2 separate regions of the Homo sapiens genome follow, and region 1 is linked to region 2. Evidence: chromatin loops called from intact Hi-C (ENCODE). Cell type or tissue: HCT116. All regions are shown on one strand.

The links. Hi-C counts contacts between places; a loop is a spot of excess contacts. Peaks named below come from ENCODE experiments on the same cell type or tissue, not always from the same donor. Only the 100,000 strongest peaks of a DNase experiment are listed, where the experiment ranks them.
Region 1: it touches region 2 in a loop (12-fold over the local background); 92 of 110 quality-filtered maps call a loop at or near these places.

What each region holds. Positions count from the first base shown.
Region 1 is chr3:138,936,595-138,944,594 of GRCh38, reverse strand. FOXL2 (forkhead box L2) reads left to right here. Exons shown (of 1, transcript NM_023067.4): 1 at 1-371. LINC01391 (long intergenic non-protein coding RNA 1391) reads left to right here and starts at 575. Exons shown (of 3, transcript NR_121649.1): 1 at 575-629; 2 at 1,977-2,211; 3 at 6,159-8,000. RefSeq lists an enhancer at 1-72. In HCT116, a CTCF peak has its summit at 3,134 (motif pointing left); a DNase peak (open chromatin) is centred at 3,094; H3K4me3 peaks cover 409 bases; H3K27ac peaks cover 167 bases.
Region 2 is chr3:139,324,558-139,332,557 of GRCh38, reverse strand. All of the region lies in intron 1 of LOC124909439, which reads left to right. Among named protein-coding and RNA genes, the nearest start is that of MRPS22, 15 kb to the left of the region's middle. In HCT116, CTCF peaks have their summits at 2,813 and 3,021 (motif pointing right); a DNase peak (open chromatin) is centred at 3,047; H3K4me3 peaks cover 583 bases; H3K27ac peaks cover 3,836 bases.

The DNA of each region.
Region 1 (8,000 bases), 390 kb after region 2:
CCTATCTGAAGAAAAAAATCAAAAACAAATGTCCCCGGATCTTTCGATGCAAGTCCTGGAGGCAGGGAGATCACTGCCTGCCTGGCCCACGCTGCTGGGACGGCTCGTCCTCCCTGCTTTTTGTTTTTCAAACCTCCTGCTTCTCCCACCTTGGGAAGGAGAAATGTGAAACCCGGCAGCGGCCGACCTAGGCGGTCTTGTGGCCCGGAGCCGGCCCGGCCCGAAAACCATAGACCTGGTTGTACTGTAGCTTGTTGTTTGGGGGACCAAATTTTCTAGAGAGAACTAGAGCACTTTTGTTGTGTTTTTTTGTTTTGTTTTTGTTTTTTGCCTTGTCGATTCCCGAATAAATTTTGTGTTCCTTCTTTTAACACGGACTTCTTTATTTCTGTCGCTCCTTAGTTCAGCAGCTAGTTAAAAGAGGAAGATTTTCAGCAAAATTTTATCTTTTTCAGAATGAGTTAAACAAAGATTGAGAGCAACCGGGGTGGCAGGCGTTTGTGGCTGTCGCTGCTGCTTTGTTTTCCTGGGATTGTTTGTTTTCTGTGTCATCACTGGCCCGTTGCGGCTGTTTAACGTCAGCAGAAAGACTTTTTCTGCCGTGGTTCGTTCACAAGGCGCGACTGTAGGTAGGACTTGGTTTATTTTTGTACCTATTCAAGTTTGTATTCTACCTCATACACAGTTGTACTAGGTGTATGGGCTGGCTGTGTTTTTATTATTGTTCTCAAACTTTTCGATTTTGAGTCAACTATAACAGCCAAGAGTTTGTTCCAAACATTAATAGATAAAATTCTGGTTGTGGAAATGCGCTGCAAACTGCTAACCTCTGTACAAATGTGAGAAGTGACTGCTTTATTATTTTTAATAGTCAGAATTCATTTACCTTGAGATATGGGTAGGAGATTTGGAGGTTTCAGTAAGGATTGAACATACTTCGCGGCTGCAGAAATTTAGTCTTTTTTCTTTCTCTCTCTTCCTTTACTGAGATCCCCAAATAACGAATTAAGATCCATGCTTCCGCGCAGGCACACAGGCGTTTGACCTGGTTGCAGTCTGGTTCTCCCAGGCGGATTAGGGGGTGGTCGGCTTTCACTCTTCTGATGGGATAGATGACTTCCGACTTCTGATAGGATAGATCCGCCGGTTCTTGCGGGCTGCTGCTCAGCTGAGACTAGACCCCGCACCCAGCCCTCACTGCCCCCCCCCCGTCTATCTCGGGGCCTGGCCAGCAATGTGGCGGCAGGTCCAGGCCGGCTGGTGGGCCAGGAGCGGTTTTGCGCCACGGGAATGAGCCTGCAGGCCTCTCACTTCAGCCCTCCAGTGGTCAGGCGGTAGGAACCTCAGGGTGGTATCCTGTTATGTATAGTTGGGCCCAAGTGGCTTCTGCTCAGAATGCCCCCCGCCCCCCACAGGCATCCTGCGAGAGGCTACAAGGCAGGAGACCAAGCCACGGGGATTCTCAGGGGGCATCACCTCAAGACTGGGACTGGAGCTTACCAGGAACCGGCAGGAGCAGGATGGAGAGGGAGGCTCAGCTGGAGCAGGAAGCCCTAGAGGCTGGTCAGGCCTGGTGTCTGGGTGCCTTTGGTGCCCGGCTGCTCCACTATCTGGCTAAGGGGAGTTGCAGAACAGAAAGCAGCCTGCTGTGTGCATGTCTGTTTGTGCTTTGTCTAGCGTGAAAATTTAGCCCATGGGCAAGTAATTGTGTAGTCTGTATCTGCTGCAAATGTGTGTGTACAGTGTCAGTTGTGTATTGGTGACAGGGTGGGAGGTGTGTGTGTCTGTCATTCGCCTGCAGAGTGGGCATATATTTTTGGCATTGTAATAATCATATGGCTAACACTTAGGAAGTGCTTACTGGGACCACAGTGTGTGTGGCATTCATACCTCATTGGTGATGTGTGCATTTGTGGGTGTGTATTCCTGGCTTGCTGAAAAATAAAGTAATATGGACAGAGCCTTTGCTTCATCAGGCAGAGGCTCCCTGTTCTGAAGCTGGCTGTCAGCACTCCCCCAACTGCCGTCTCAAGCAGAGAAAGCAAGGGAGGGAAGCTTCCAGGACCAAGCCCTGGTGGGCAGGTAGCAGCCCACCTCCAGTGAGACGGAGAAGTTGGCCGGGGCCAGCAATGAAGGACCAGCCTGTCTCCTCCCCGAGAACTGAAAGGCAAAAGGCACCCAAGGCTGGGAAGAGAGCAGCAGCCTCACCAAGTAAGGAAGACAAAATGAAGCAATCAGTGAGGGTTTCCTGGGTCTACACAGGGATTGAAGGAGGTGAGAGAAGGGAGCCAAATCATACCCCACTTCCCCATGGATGCCCACAGGAAAAATCTGTCTAACTCCAGCCCTCGGGATTTCTCCAAAGCTCTTAAGTTTGGTCATTTTCCCCAGGGCCGAAAGTTTAGTTCAATGGCAGGCTTTCTTCATCTCTCATTTCCTTTCTCTTCTCTCCCTCTTCGCACTTTTGAGTTTCTATTATAGAAGCTGATTTAAGCAATTCCTGAGGGCAAAAGTATTTGAGTTATATAGCAATTATGCCTTAGCATATACAGTCTGGCCTAGATGGCTGGGCCATGTGAGTGTGTGTATATATATTGGCCAGTGTGTAAATACAATGTAAATAGAGTTTAATACAAATACCCAGCCAATTTCTGAATGTCCTGGGTAATGAGTCGTTCTTGCATGAAGATTATGTGTGTGGTGGGTGTAAACATCTCACACACTGCTGACAGTATGAGCCCTCTCCTCACATTTACACAGAAATTCTTAGAGTCACCTCCACCTCACTAAAATTGCCCAGTCAGAGTAAGTGGGTTGGTTTGGAGAAAGCAGGGGGAGGTGTCCTGTTCTCAAGAGGGACCTGGAGAAATCTTCGCCATTGAAGTACATGCACCAAGGGACTGTGGGAAAGGGACCTACGGAGTTCTGGAGATGGTCCTGTACCCTACTCCAGAGGGTATTGACGTCCTGTTTCCAGCTTGCATCAGTAAATAGTTCACTGCTCCAGATCTGAGGCTTAGATGAGCAAGAGGCCCTGGACCTTTCATCCGAGGTTAGGTGCATCCAGCCTTTGCCAGGGTTTCCTGGAAGCCAAGGCTGGAGATGGGGCTGCAAGGAGCCCCCTGGCGGCGGGTGGAAATTGGGGCCAGACCCAGGCTTCATGCAGCCAGACAAGCAGAATATGGGCCAGGAATCTGAGTCTGGCCCAAGATAGTTTGCTCTCAACTGAGCTCTTCCCTTTATGAAGGTCTGGGCCAGGCTTCATGGACAGGATCACCGGACCAGACTCCTGGCTTCTGGGTGGGGGTCTAAGGCCAGGAAACATCTTGATCAGGCTCAGCATCCCTGCAGTGTCCCCATTCTGCAGATCTAACCTGGTGGTGACCCTGGGGCCCTGCCCGTCAGGCCTACCACCACTGTGTGGCAGCCCCTACTTCTTGGAGTAGACTGTGGGACCCATAGAAAAGATGGGGAAAGGATGGGACTAAGAGCCCCATGCCTTCGGGACAACCAGGAATTAAGGATTCTTAAAACCGAGCAGTCTTAGCAACTTTCCACTTTCTGGAGAGAGGACTCCCAGCTGTCATAAAAAGAGTGTCTTGGGTCTAGGAACCCAAAATTACATTACATTTGAGGAATCTCAGGTCCTAAGAAGAGAAGAGACCAACCAGAGGTCTTCCAGGTATCTGTGAGGCAAATGGCCTCCGAAATTTTTAAAGGAGACTTGACAGCAGCTGAGCCTAGCTGCCACTGATGCTCAAGGGAGCTGCGTAGTAAGGGAGAGCCTCCCAGGAGTAGTAAGGGAGAGCCTCCCAGGAGAAGAAGGAAGCACAGTCTGAGCTGTGCCTTTTGCCTTTTTTGTTTGTTTCTGTACCACAGAAACTGCTGCTGCACAGGCTGTTTGCCGCACAGGCTTGGTGCTGAGCTGTGAAAAGCATGTTCTGGGATCTTGTCACTTCGCGGAGGTGGCCTGTGCAGCATGAGGCAAAGACCTGGCCTGTTTAGTCAGGAAGAACTGGGTTGGAGCCTGGTGTCCTCTTTAACAGCTATGTAACCTTGGGCAAAATACCCATTCAAATTTCAGTGTTCTCCTCTATAAAACAGAAATACGTGCGTGTATCAGAATTATTAAAATAATTAAATTTTCTAATTTTTAAGTGCCCAGTTTATAGTAGATGTTCAATAATGTTTTTTCCCTTCCCCTATTAAAAAAAAAAAAGGAAGGAAGGAAGCAAAAAAGGAAAGAAGAAAGGAAGGGGGAAAAAAAACCTTTAGTAATAACTTTCTAGGATTTGACTTCCTAACCCAGCTGGCCACAGGCACCCCCTGCGAGCACCTTCCGGGGCCAGGCGCACGCGATTGCATCCACCCTGCCCTAGCCCCTTGGCCGTGGGAGTGAGGCTCACGCGGTTGCCGTTGCAGCGAACACCCAAGCCCTGAAGGCACAGCTGGTGGGCGCTGAGACCCCGCCCGGGGCTCCTCCAACCTCCCTCTCGCTTCCCCCAAAGCGGTCTTCACACGTTTAGGAGGTTTTCTCTGAGAAAGGCCGTGCTGACCCGCGAAGCGGCACCGACCCAGGGACCTACTCATAGGCTGTCCGGCTGGCGCCTCCAGTCCTCACGCGCCTCCCTCGACTGGTTGATTTTTTCTTTTTTTTTTTTTTTTTCCTTTTCTTTTTCAGAAAAGCAGAAGGTAGCCACCGGGCCAGAGGTTGCAGGGTCAGCCTGTGGGCGAGGCTCCCCTAGGCCTTTGTGGAGAAACGGGAAACCTGAGGGGCAAACGCAGGAAGCGGGTTGGGTCAATTGCGGGCGACCGAGGCGCCGCCAGCGGGTGGGGAGCGAGAGGGGCCAGCAGCCGGGAAGACCCCGGCCTGGAGCGCCTCGTGTCCCCGGGCCTGTTGGCGGCGCTGCAAGCCCAGGTCTTGGGGCGCGAGCTAAGTCCCCCTTGCCAGCTCTAAACAAAATTCGGGGGAGAATGAGTCGGCCAGTCTGGGCACAGGGTGCTCTCGACTGCCGGGCGGCGGGCGGAAGCGCAGGGGCCCTGATCGCCCCCAGAGGTGCTGAGCGCACAGGGCAGTGGCTGCAGAGCCCCGGCGCGAGGCCAACTCGGATCATCCACGTTGGGACCTCAGCCTGCCCGGTTGTCCTTAGTAATAATAATAGTATGAAACCGAGTTTTAAAAAACCTTTCCCCGCATTTTCCTCTATGTACAAGGGAGAACAAGTATTTCTAGGCAGTCAAAGAAAAAAAAAGGGCAGGATCCCAGGAAACTTTAATCTCTATGGACGAGGAGTGAAGGGGAATTCGCCTTTTGCCTTTTTTGTTTGTTTGTTTCTAGAAGAGAAAAAAAGGAAATTCGACACATATTTTTAAAAATCTTCCCCCAACAACCGCTAAAGGCTGTGAGTGTGAGCAGAGAGCCAGGAAACCGAGCCCCCGCCCGCGGTGACACCGGGCCTTTGTCCTCCTTCCTGAAGCCCCCGCGACTGCTGACCGTGCAGAGATAAAGGCCGGGTCAGGGCCCTGTGGAATCCCGAGGGAGGGGCGGCGGGGCCGTCCCATTGGCCCCTTTCAACCCCATGTAGGGGGGTTAGGTGGGCCCAGCTGATCCCCGGAACAGGGGCTACAAGGCCAGGGGCTGTCCCCACCCCCAGGCTCAGACGAGGCACGGATCTGCCTTTCCCCACCCCCCCGAAAGGCTTCTGCCGCTAAATTCCTTGCACCTTGCTCCTACCAGCATTATATTGTCCTACTTAAAGTCTCTGGAGGCGTTAGGGACAGTGGCTCCCCACCGGACCCGATCCCCAGAAATGGAATCGTGCTCAACCTCTGTGGCGACTCTGGTTTTCGCGACCGCTGGGCTCGGTTGGCCGGCCAGATCCGAACCCGTGCATCGCCTGTTCCAGCTGCGCCTCTCAGGGGCGCCTCTGTGCCTTCTCCGGGCCGCGGAGACTCCTCCAGCGCCCGGCCTCGAATTTTCTGCGCAACGCTCTCCTGTCAGCCGCACGGTTCTGCAGAGAAGGCGGGAGAGTGTTTGTGACCCTGCCCTGTAGCTTTCGGTGACTTAAAAACCCAGGTCGCTGTGGAACCCAGTCTCCACGGCATTGCCTTTGCAGGCAGCAGCCTTGGGCTTACACCTGAGGTCGTTTTCTCCACAGACACTTCTGGGTGATGCGAGTGCTGCGCAGCTCAGAACCCTTGGAAGCATGAGAGGAGGACGAGCCCGGCGGCCTGCCGGTGCGGTGATGGAGGGCTCTTCGGTAGCCACACTGCGCGCCTCCCACACACACCTTAACAGTCTTGGGGCCCCGGGCCAGCGCTGCAGCCCAAAGAGACCCTGCAGCCGCATTTTCTCCCAGGCCGTGGCAAACCCTGGCTTCGCCTCCCTTCACCATGGCTTGTGAGGGCAGGAGGCTCCCGGGGGCCGACTTCCCTGACCTGAATGAGTCAGGCACCCTTCTTTATTTTAAGTGGGGGTGTGACCTGAGGAGATAAAGGAAGGACGACAGACCTGGGGAGTGGGGCCCTGCAGCCTCTTGGGCCCGGAGCGCACTCCTTCTCGCTCCCTCCCCTCACCGGCAGGATCGGGGGTCTTGAAACTGGAGCCGCTCACCGGCCGGCGGATGAGAGATAAAGGAGCCCGGCGGCGCCGAAGCGCTGACCAGCAGACCCGGATCCGGACTTTCCCGCGCTCCAGAGCAGCACCCGAAACCCTACTTCCCAGGTGGCACCGACGGCTGAGCAGCTCCTCCGGTGCCATACGGTGTCTCCAGGCACAGACAGTCGTGCTCGCGTGTGTACTGTGCACGCACAAGACTGCAGGATGATGTCCTGTATGAGCCCTGTATTAGCCCCTTTGCTCTCAGCCAGAGGTACACGCATACGTGTGTGCATTTGTCAAGTGTCTAGGGACAGGTGTGCACCTTCACACATACGTGATGTGTATGTGCACACATTTGTAGAACGTTCTAGCATCTATCCTACAGGCACGTACAGGGCTGGCTGCTTCTAATAAGTCATCATTACACCTCGCATTTACACAGGCCTTTTCAGTTCTGGCATGATTTTCAGAATCACCCCGGGAAATACTCTCCTTTCAAAGTTTACAGATGAGGAAACAAGCAAAAAGAATCTAATGGGTACCCGTTTGCACACACTGTGAGAGAGATCGAGGCCAGCCAAAGATCCCGCCCACTGTTGAACTTGGGTGTGTTGGCCGAATGTGCTCATAGATGGGTCTGTTTAGCGCCCCAGGCGACCTCAGGTCCGGCGGGCCTTGGCTCTTCGCCAGGCTTCCTGGGAGACCCACTGCGCCGGGTGTGGGGTCTCAATTCCTGTGCTGATAAGCACTATCTTCTGGAGCTGGGTGACCCTAGTGCCCAGGGCGGGAAGTCGGGAGCTGGCCGGAGTGCCGCTGAGGCGATCCCGGCGGTTCCAAGGCCATGGCTGACCACGCGCAACTGGGTTGCAAAGCCTGGCGGGCCTCGGTCTCTAAAGCAGCCACGCCAGGCAAACGTGCGATGAAAGGATCCTTTCAGCCCACCTACAAACCCAGGAACCCAGGGTTGCTGGAGCAGTGAGGAAATTCCTGCTGTCTCGAATCCCTAGCGCCCTTACGAGACTCGGAGCCCACAATGCCCATTTTACAGAAGTGATTAGTCGGAGGCTAGAGCGGTATAGTGAGTTGCTCAAGTTCAACGCCAGTTGAGTGGCCACAGTCGGGACTGGAATCCCCAATTAAGTGTGTCTGGATCCTTGGTCCACAGTCCCTCTGCCCCCAGCAAGGATCGCTGGTCCCTCTGTCTCCCGCGCGCCCAGGAGCCATCCCGCTACTAGCCTCCGACTTCCCTCGCCAAGAATGCGAAAACTATCATAGCTCTCACCAGCATCATTTAAAAGGTTTCCACATGCTTGGAATCTGTTGCTTGAAAACAAATTCCCTGTGTGCGTTGGCTTTCTAACCCCTCCTAAGGCATCTGGTCCCCCTCCACCCTCTAAGC
Region 2 (8,000 bases):
CCAATGCCCCATAATTTAGGAGTTGTTCCATTCTTGTTGGTGGAACCAGGCACTATTTTCAGCACTCTATGTGTGTGTTCTGTCCACTGTTCCTAATCCTCCTGGATGCCTTCCCTGACCCACAGCTTTCAGGCAGTTTCTTCATACACATGCTCTGATCAGTACTCTGCTGAGTAATTGATGAGGACCCTTTGCAGATCCTGAGTTCCCTGTCTGTGTAGCGCTCTGTCTCTTTGGTACTCTGATTAGCAAACCCTAGCCACCTTGGTCTCCCTGAGCACTCAGTGTTATCTCCTGAATGCAGGGAGTTTTCTAGGCTCTGCCTGGATTCCCCTCTCTGTGCCATCGCCTGGAAAGTCCCTCAAGGCAGTAAGTTGTGAAAATAGTAGGGATCCTCTTGTTTGTATCCTCTCTTTCAGGAATCACTGACCTTCATTTCAAGCCACTGTCCAGTATCTTAAAAACAAGTTTTATATATTTTGCCTGTTTCGTTTCCTTATTTCAGGTAAGTCTGGTCCCTGTTCCTCTATCTTGGTTGGAAGTGGAAGTCCTCCTCAATGAAGTTGGCGGGACAAAAACACCTCAATGATACCATTAAGGAGTAATTTAAGATTGCAGGCCATGCATTTTCTAGACCTAGAATTTTCAAAGGATATTTTTCTTCTGGTTTAAAAACTATAGTTGATGAGGACTCACAAACTAATACAAATCATGAAGCAATTATAAAAAGCATGACATTCCAGGAAATTGGAACTGCCACTGAATGTCTAGGATGGAGGGTCTCCATGGCAGAGGATTTCCTAATGAGTGGTTGGAGTGAGCTAAAGGATGAGGCGGGCTGCAGAGACGTGAGCAGCAAGACTAAGCAGGTTCCCCTGTTACATGCTGTCATAGTATCCTAGCCCTGCATTGATAGTGCTTATGAAGAGTTTAATTAAATAATTGTTAGTTTACTTGGTTATTATCTATTTTACCTTCCTGGCTAAAGGCTCCATAAGGGCAGAGCCTTTAGCACTATATCTTCAGTAGACATCAGTGTGTTTGACACATAGTAGAAGCTCAAGAAATAGCCATTGAATAAATGGGTCAGGTGCGGTGGCTCATGCCTGTCAGTCCAGCACTTTGGGAGGCCAAGGCAGACAGATCACCTGAGGTCAGGAGCGTGAGACCAGCCTGGCCAACATGGTGAAACCCCATTTCTACTAAAAATACAAAAATTAGCCGGGCATGGTGGCACGCACCTGTAATCCCACCTACTCGGGAGGCTGAAGCAGGAGGATCACTTGAACCTGGGAGGCGGAGGTTGCAGTGAGCCAAGATCGTGCCACTGCACTCCAGCCTGGGTGACACAGCAAGACTCCGTCTCAAAAAAAAAAAAATACCCCATCGAATAAATGAATAAATAAATAATGATGAGTAGAATTAGCAGAGCAGGGCCCAGGCCTCCAGGCAAAGATGAGAAGAACCAGCCCTTCTAAGGACTGGAGAACAGCAACGATGATGATCTGGGGGGCGGACAGAGCCCACAGTTCATCCTTGTGTGTGCTCAGTACTTAGTGGCTGCTCACAATTGTGCAAGTTAGCAGAATGTTCTGGTTGTCCACTGCACTGTAACCAACTCTCCAAAACTTGGCAGCATTTATTTTGCTCGTGAATCTGAAATTTGGGTAGGGCTTGGTGGGGACAGCTCATCTCTGCCCTCTCTTGTACCAGCTGGAGTAGCTCAAAGGCTGTGCCTGTGATCATCCAAAGGCTTATTTGTCACATGTGTGCCAGTTGATGTTGGCTGTCAGCTGAGATCTCAGTGGGGGCTGTCAGGCAGAATACCTACACGTGGCTTCTCTGTGTGGCCTGCACTTCTTCATATCCTGGTGGCTGGATTCCAAAAGTCGGCATCTCAGGAGATAGAGAGCCAGTCCAAAGCCATATCACCTGTTCTAACCTCGTCTTGGAAATCACACAGCATCACTCCCATCTCACTTTATTCAGTAGAAGCTAGTTGCTAAAGCTGGCCAGTATTCAAGGAGAGATGAATTAGACTCCACTTTTTGAAGGGACAAGTGTGAAAGAGCGTGTGGGCATGTTTCTAGACCGCCCTGCAGAGTTCCTGTAGAGTGCTGCCGCATGTTGGGCCTGTGTACTGTGAGGAGGCCCCAGCCCAGCTGAGGGGAGGTGATATTGACACAGGAGTGGGTAATGATGGGGACAGCATGAGAGCCTGGCATCAGATAGTTTGGGGCTCCTAGCAGGGCTGCAGATCTGGGGACAACAAGCCCCCTCACCCTGAGAGCTGGGTGCTCAGTGGGGGAGACCTCCCTAGAGGAAGACATAATTGAGGTGTGGCAAGAGGGCAGGACACTTCTGGGAAGGAGGTGTGAGGTGAGGCTGTGGGGTGGTATGTGGCCTGTCCAAGCCCTAACAGCTGCTGAGTGGCAAGTGGCTTGAACCCATATCTGTGTGTTGGAAGGGGCTGTGTTCTTCCACTGCAGCAGCAGCAGCAGCAGCTCTAAGAATACAGTGATGATAATAGCAATGGTTCTTCCCAGGGGAGCCAGAGACCCACAGGCTTTGAAATTAATGTGAATCCCGGCTCTGTCTTGTACTAGTAGGGTGAATTTGTATGTGTTACTCCACTTCTCTGAAATTCAATTTCTCTTTTGTAAAATGGGCTTGATAATCCCCACCTTTCAGTGTTGCCACGGGGCTTAGTGATAATCCTCATGACATGTCTAGCAGCGTGGGGTGCAGAGAAGATTCTCAGTGAGTGGTACCCAGTACTACCTTTGCAGAGCGCTTTACCATTTTACATTACGGCCTTTTCATTTGTTCCCCAAAATCACTTGAGAGAGGAAGGGCGGGGATGGTCATCTTGGGTGCAGGTAAGGAGCAGGGACAGCGTGGACAAGGCATGTGTGGGCCAAGCGGCAGGCACTGGAGGCGGCATGCAAGCACCTAGCAAGTTCAGAGGTGCTCCAGATTCCTGGACAGCGCCCTCCTCCGCGTAGTGAGGGACGCGTGTTCTCCTGGCGGGGGGGCCGCTAGGTGGCGCTGTGGGACCGCCGTGGGGAGCCAAACGCTGGAGCAAGGCGTCCTCTCTGGCGATTAAACCTTAGGCTGCCCTTCCGGGCCACGCCCTCAGTGGAGCTGGGGCAGCCCGGCTCCGTGTTCCGCATCTCTTGGACTCACACAGAGACAGAATGCATTCTCCTTTTCATGCAGCCTCATGCTACCTTCTCCACTGGCACTGCAGACAGACCCTCCACCCTCTCTCCTTCCTGCCACAGAGGCATAGGGTCTCTCAGGACAGAGGGGGCTGTGGGAGCCAACAGCACCCGTTCTAGGAGAGAGGGTGACTTTGCTGCAAGACCCTGTCTAGTTCCTAAATACCCAAGGCTACATCTGGGCATGCAAACCCCTCTTTCTAATGCTGTAAATTTAGTGATAAATCTCCACAACCATTTCTTTGGGGAGACTTACTTTTCCATGAGGTGGGGGCCACATTTCCCTCCCATCTAGTCTGGCACTTGGTAACCCCACCTGTGCCCACAGGCCTTTGCCATGAATTTCAGGGTGTGGTAGAGGAGAGAGCCTGCGTCAGGAGCCCATCAAATCTGTAACGCAAGCTCAGCCTCCACAAACCAGTAATTTAAAGTCAGAGTCACTGCGGTAACTCCTCTGAGGCTCATCTGCAGAGTGGGGACAGTAATCCCTACTTTGTAGGGTTGCAGTGAGAAATAAATGATGTGTCTTGTGGATGTGCTTTGTCTGTTGGAAATCTCTAGCCACCTGTGAGATGTGGTTATCACAAAAAGATAACACCTTTGGACAGCCTTGGGACATGTACAAAGTGGCTGGTGTGGGCAGAAAGTGCCAGGAAGATGACAGCAGGGTGGGAGGGAGACATGGGCCTTGAGCCAGGTAGTCAGGGTTAAGGGTGTGAGAGCGAGTGGGACTCACACAAGCATAGTGATTGGGAAGTGTCAGCGAGTGGGATCTGGCCCATGTGGCCAGAAGGTGAAGACAGGGCCAGACTGAGGGGGCCTTCAGTGCCTGGACACTGAATCTGAACCCAGTTCTGCAGCCATCAGGGAATATTTATGGATTCTCAATCTCCATCTAAGAAGGGGCAGCCCCTGGACAGGTCCCTCCAGCAGCGGTGGGAATGGGAGAGGGGCACAGCCGGGAAGCTCTTGTAATCACTGTGCACTTCACCCTGCTCTTAATTGTGAAACACTTGATTCAAAACACTGCTCCTCCTCCAAGTTCTCCTGATGGTTGAAATGGGCTTGAGGGTCGAGGTCCGCTGGTTCTTTCTGTCTCTGGAGGACAGGCCCAGCTGGCCGCAGTAGACTGCCTTGACAGCTGATTCAGTGCTGTTCACACACATGCTTCACCTGCCCTGACACAGGAAGAGTGTCTCCAGGCTTCGCCTCCCACCTCCCCACGAGGCAGGAAGCCCAGCCCCAGGCCTGTCTGAGCTGTCTCAGAGAGAAGCTGGGTTATGGAACCACAGCGGCCTCCCACTCCCAGCACACACACACACACACACACACACGAAATGAAATGCGTGGTGGACAGGGAAAGCCACGCAAAACCACAGGACCATGTGCTGTGCTCACATGCCAGACACACACAAGAAGGAAGATATGCTGCAGCCAGCCTGGCCTCCTCCTACACAGAGTGGCAGGGTTGGCTTTCCCTCCACAGCAACCTCATCACCAATCCTTGGAACTGTTGGCCAGGAGGCCTTAGTTGTGGGCCAGACGTCTTGGCCAGTGGGCTCTTCTGTTGGGAAGTAAAGGAGGCACCTGAAATTGCTTTCCATTCTCTGCCTGTGGCTGAGAATCTTTCCCAAATGCCAATGTTCACAGTGCCCATCATTTTTGATAACTTTGGGTGAAACATCCCTTGAACATCAACTCTGAACCCCAGCAACAGAAAGCCTACAGAAGGAGTAGAAGGGCAAGAATTGGAGAAGTTGAGTTGGCCTAAAGATACTCATGGGGACTGCCTCTCTGGAGGAAAGTTTATTTCCGTGCATTACGATCCTTCTTCCTACAGGGAAAAGGCAGGGGAAGAAGGCAGAATCTGGGGCAATGGGAGGCTCGGTTTTTTTGGATTCCGGCTTGGCAAGATGTATGTTCTGAGATCTGAGAGCAATTTCATGTTATGTGATTTTTTTCCCCTCCCCGTGGTAGCCTGGCAAGACCCTTGAGCCAGAAAAGAGGCTGAGAAGCCAACTCCCATCTGTGTCAGGAGTGCTTTGTGCTTCAGTTTTTCTGTCTGCAATATGGGGATAACAGTACACACAGGCATTTCACAGGGTTGCCATGAGAATTAATGGATAGATGTAAAAGATTTAGAAAAGCGTAATGCACAGTTTAATGGAGGTGGTATTTTCCCCCCAGTGGAAAAAATAAACAGTATATTCTTACTACATACAAGTACAACCTCAGTCCCCAAAGCCAAGTGAGTCTGAGAAACAAAGCCAAAAGCGAATCTAGAGGGCGGGAGCTGGAATTCTTGGTGAGGTGGCCTTTGAGTTGAGGGCTTTCCCTCCCTCTGATGGCTCCAGCAGCTCCCCCGGCCCTGCCTGATGAAAGGGAAGACAGGCTCTGTTGTGGCTTGACACATGCCCCAGATGTTAGGTTGCAACTTTGTTCAGCAATTAGCTCTCAGAGGTGGCAGCTGTGTGGAAAGGGCCAGGGCTTGGAACCAGGGTGCCTGTGTCCCACTGCCAGCCAGGCCCTACACCAGCTCAGAACCCTTGGGGGAGCTGCTCAGCTTAATCAAATAGGGATAAAGCACAGGAGCACAGGCCTGCTCCTTCGGGTTGCTAGATTTACCAAATAAAAATACAGGACACCCAGATATATTTGAACTTCATATAATCAACAAATAATCATTTAGTACCAGTATATCCCATGCAATATTTGGAACATATTTATATTAAAAATATTATTTAATATTTATCTGAAATTCAAATTGAACTGGGCATCCTGTATTTTATCTGGCAACCCTACTCCTTCATGAGACTCTACAAGGAGTCCACTGGTTGAAGGGGACCTCTCTGCCTCCTCTCTGGTCTTAGTCAGCTCAGGCTGCCCTAACAAAATACCATAGACTGGGTGGCTTAAACAAAAGTAATTAATTTTCTTCTAGTTCCACAGGCTCGGAAGTCTGAGATCAGGGTGCCAGCATGGTTGGTCAGGTTCCGGCGCGGGCCCTCTTCCTCCCTGTAGAGACTGCCTTCTCTCTATGTCCTCATATGGCCTTTCCTCCATGTGTGCCCATGGAGGGGACAGAGATCTCCCTCTGTTCCTCTTCGTACAAGGCCAAAATCCTACAAGATTACAGCCCTCCCTTATGACCTCACTTAACCTTAATTACCTCTTAAAGACTCTATCTCCAGATACAGCCACATTGGGTGTTAGGGCTTCAACATACAAGTTTCGGGGGGACACAATTCAGTCCAGAGCAGCCCCCTCCACTGTTGTCAATGTGGCTTAGACTTGTGACTGTGGCTGTCAAGGGACAGTGTGGTGCAGTGGGAGGCCCAGGGGCCCATTTAACAGTCTTCCCAAGGTCCCCAGCTTCCATGGCAGACTGGGTGCTCTGCTTCTCATCCCTGAGCTGAGGCCTCCTCTGTGCAATGGAATGATGTTGGCCCTGTCTCAAAAGGGTTACTTGAGAGGAAAATGAGATGTTGCTGGTAAAGCACCTAATATGGCCATGCACACAGTGGCCCCAAGTGCACCGGCTACCTACCATGCCAGCTGCTCACCCGCCCCCATCATGCCAGGCGGCCTGCTGGCAGGCACCCATGTTCCCTGGGAGGGAAAGCCTCTCCCTCACTGTGGCCTCCTTGCACCTGTTTCCACTGCTATCACCATTCCAGGCTGCCAGTCTGGCCAGCTGCTGCCTCCTCAGTGCCTGACATGGTTTGGCTCTGTCCCCACCCAAATCTCATTTTGAATTGTAGCTCCCATAATTTTCACATGTTGTGGGAGATAATTGAATCATGGGGGCAGTTTCCCCCATACTGTTCTTGTGGTGGAGAATAAGTCTCCCGAAATCTGATGGTTTTATAAGGGGCTTCCTCTTTAGCTTGGCTCTCATTTTCTGTCTCGTCTGCCACCGTGTAAGACGTGCCTTTTGCCTTCTGCCATAATTATGAGGCCTCCCCAGCCACGTGGAACTGTGAGTCTCCATTAAACCTCTTTTTCCTTATAAATCACCCAGTCTTGGGTATGTCTTTATCAGCAGCATGAAAATGGACTAATACAGTGCCTGTCTGCCTTCCTTTCCAGAAACCTTGCTGGATATGCTCTCTGATGACCAGAATTCATCAGTGTAATTGGTCCCAGAATGTAGCAGAGAAATAGACAAGCTCACACCATCAGCCCATTCCCTCTCCAACCCAACTAAGGCCTTCCAGAAATCCGGCCCCCTCAGGGAAGCATAGCTAGTGTCCAAGATGGGGCTGGCTCTCTGCTGCCCCAATTTTGGGGCCCCAAGTGGCTTTCAAGACAAAGTATATCTGGGGATGGAGGTTGGTGGAGAATCATGAGACGGATGAGGACTCTGGGGTCTTTTGCTTTTGTTCTCTAAGCCCAAGGAGCAGTCAGGGCCGAGTGGCCCGCTGGGAAGTACAGGGGTTAAGAAACAGGAGCCTCTGCCCTGCCTCCCCCAAAGCCCTGGGCCCATCCCTTAGCCCTGCTGGCCTGCAGTTTTCCTTTTGTCAGAAAGAGAGACCAACCCATGCATGGGCCACCTCTCAAAATCATTCATTCATTCTTCCAACACACAGCCTTCTCCCAGGATTGGAGGAGGACACAGGGGACACACAGAGGAGAAGGACACATCCTTGCCATCGTGGGGGCTCCTGACCGGAGGGAGGGATGGAGATGATGCAGCCACAACGCAGTGGAAAGTGCCTGGACAGAAGCAGGCTCGGGACACACAGGATAGGATGGGGTCCAGTCCCAACGTGAGCAGAC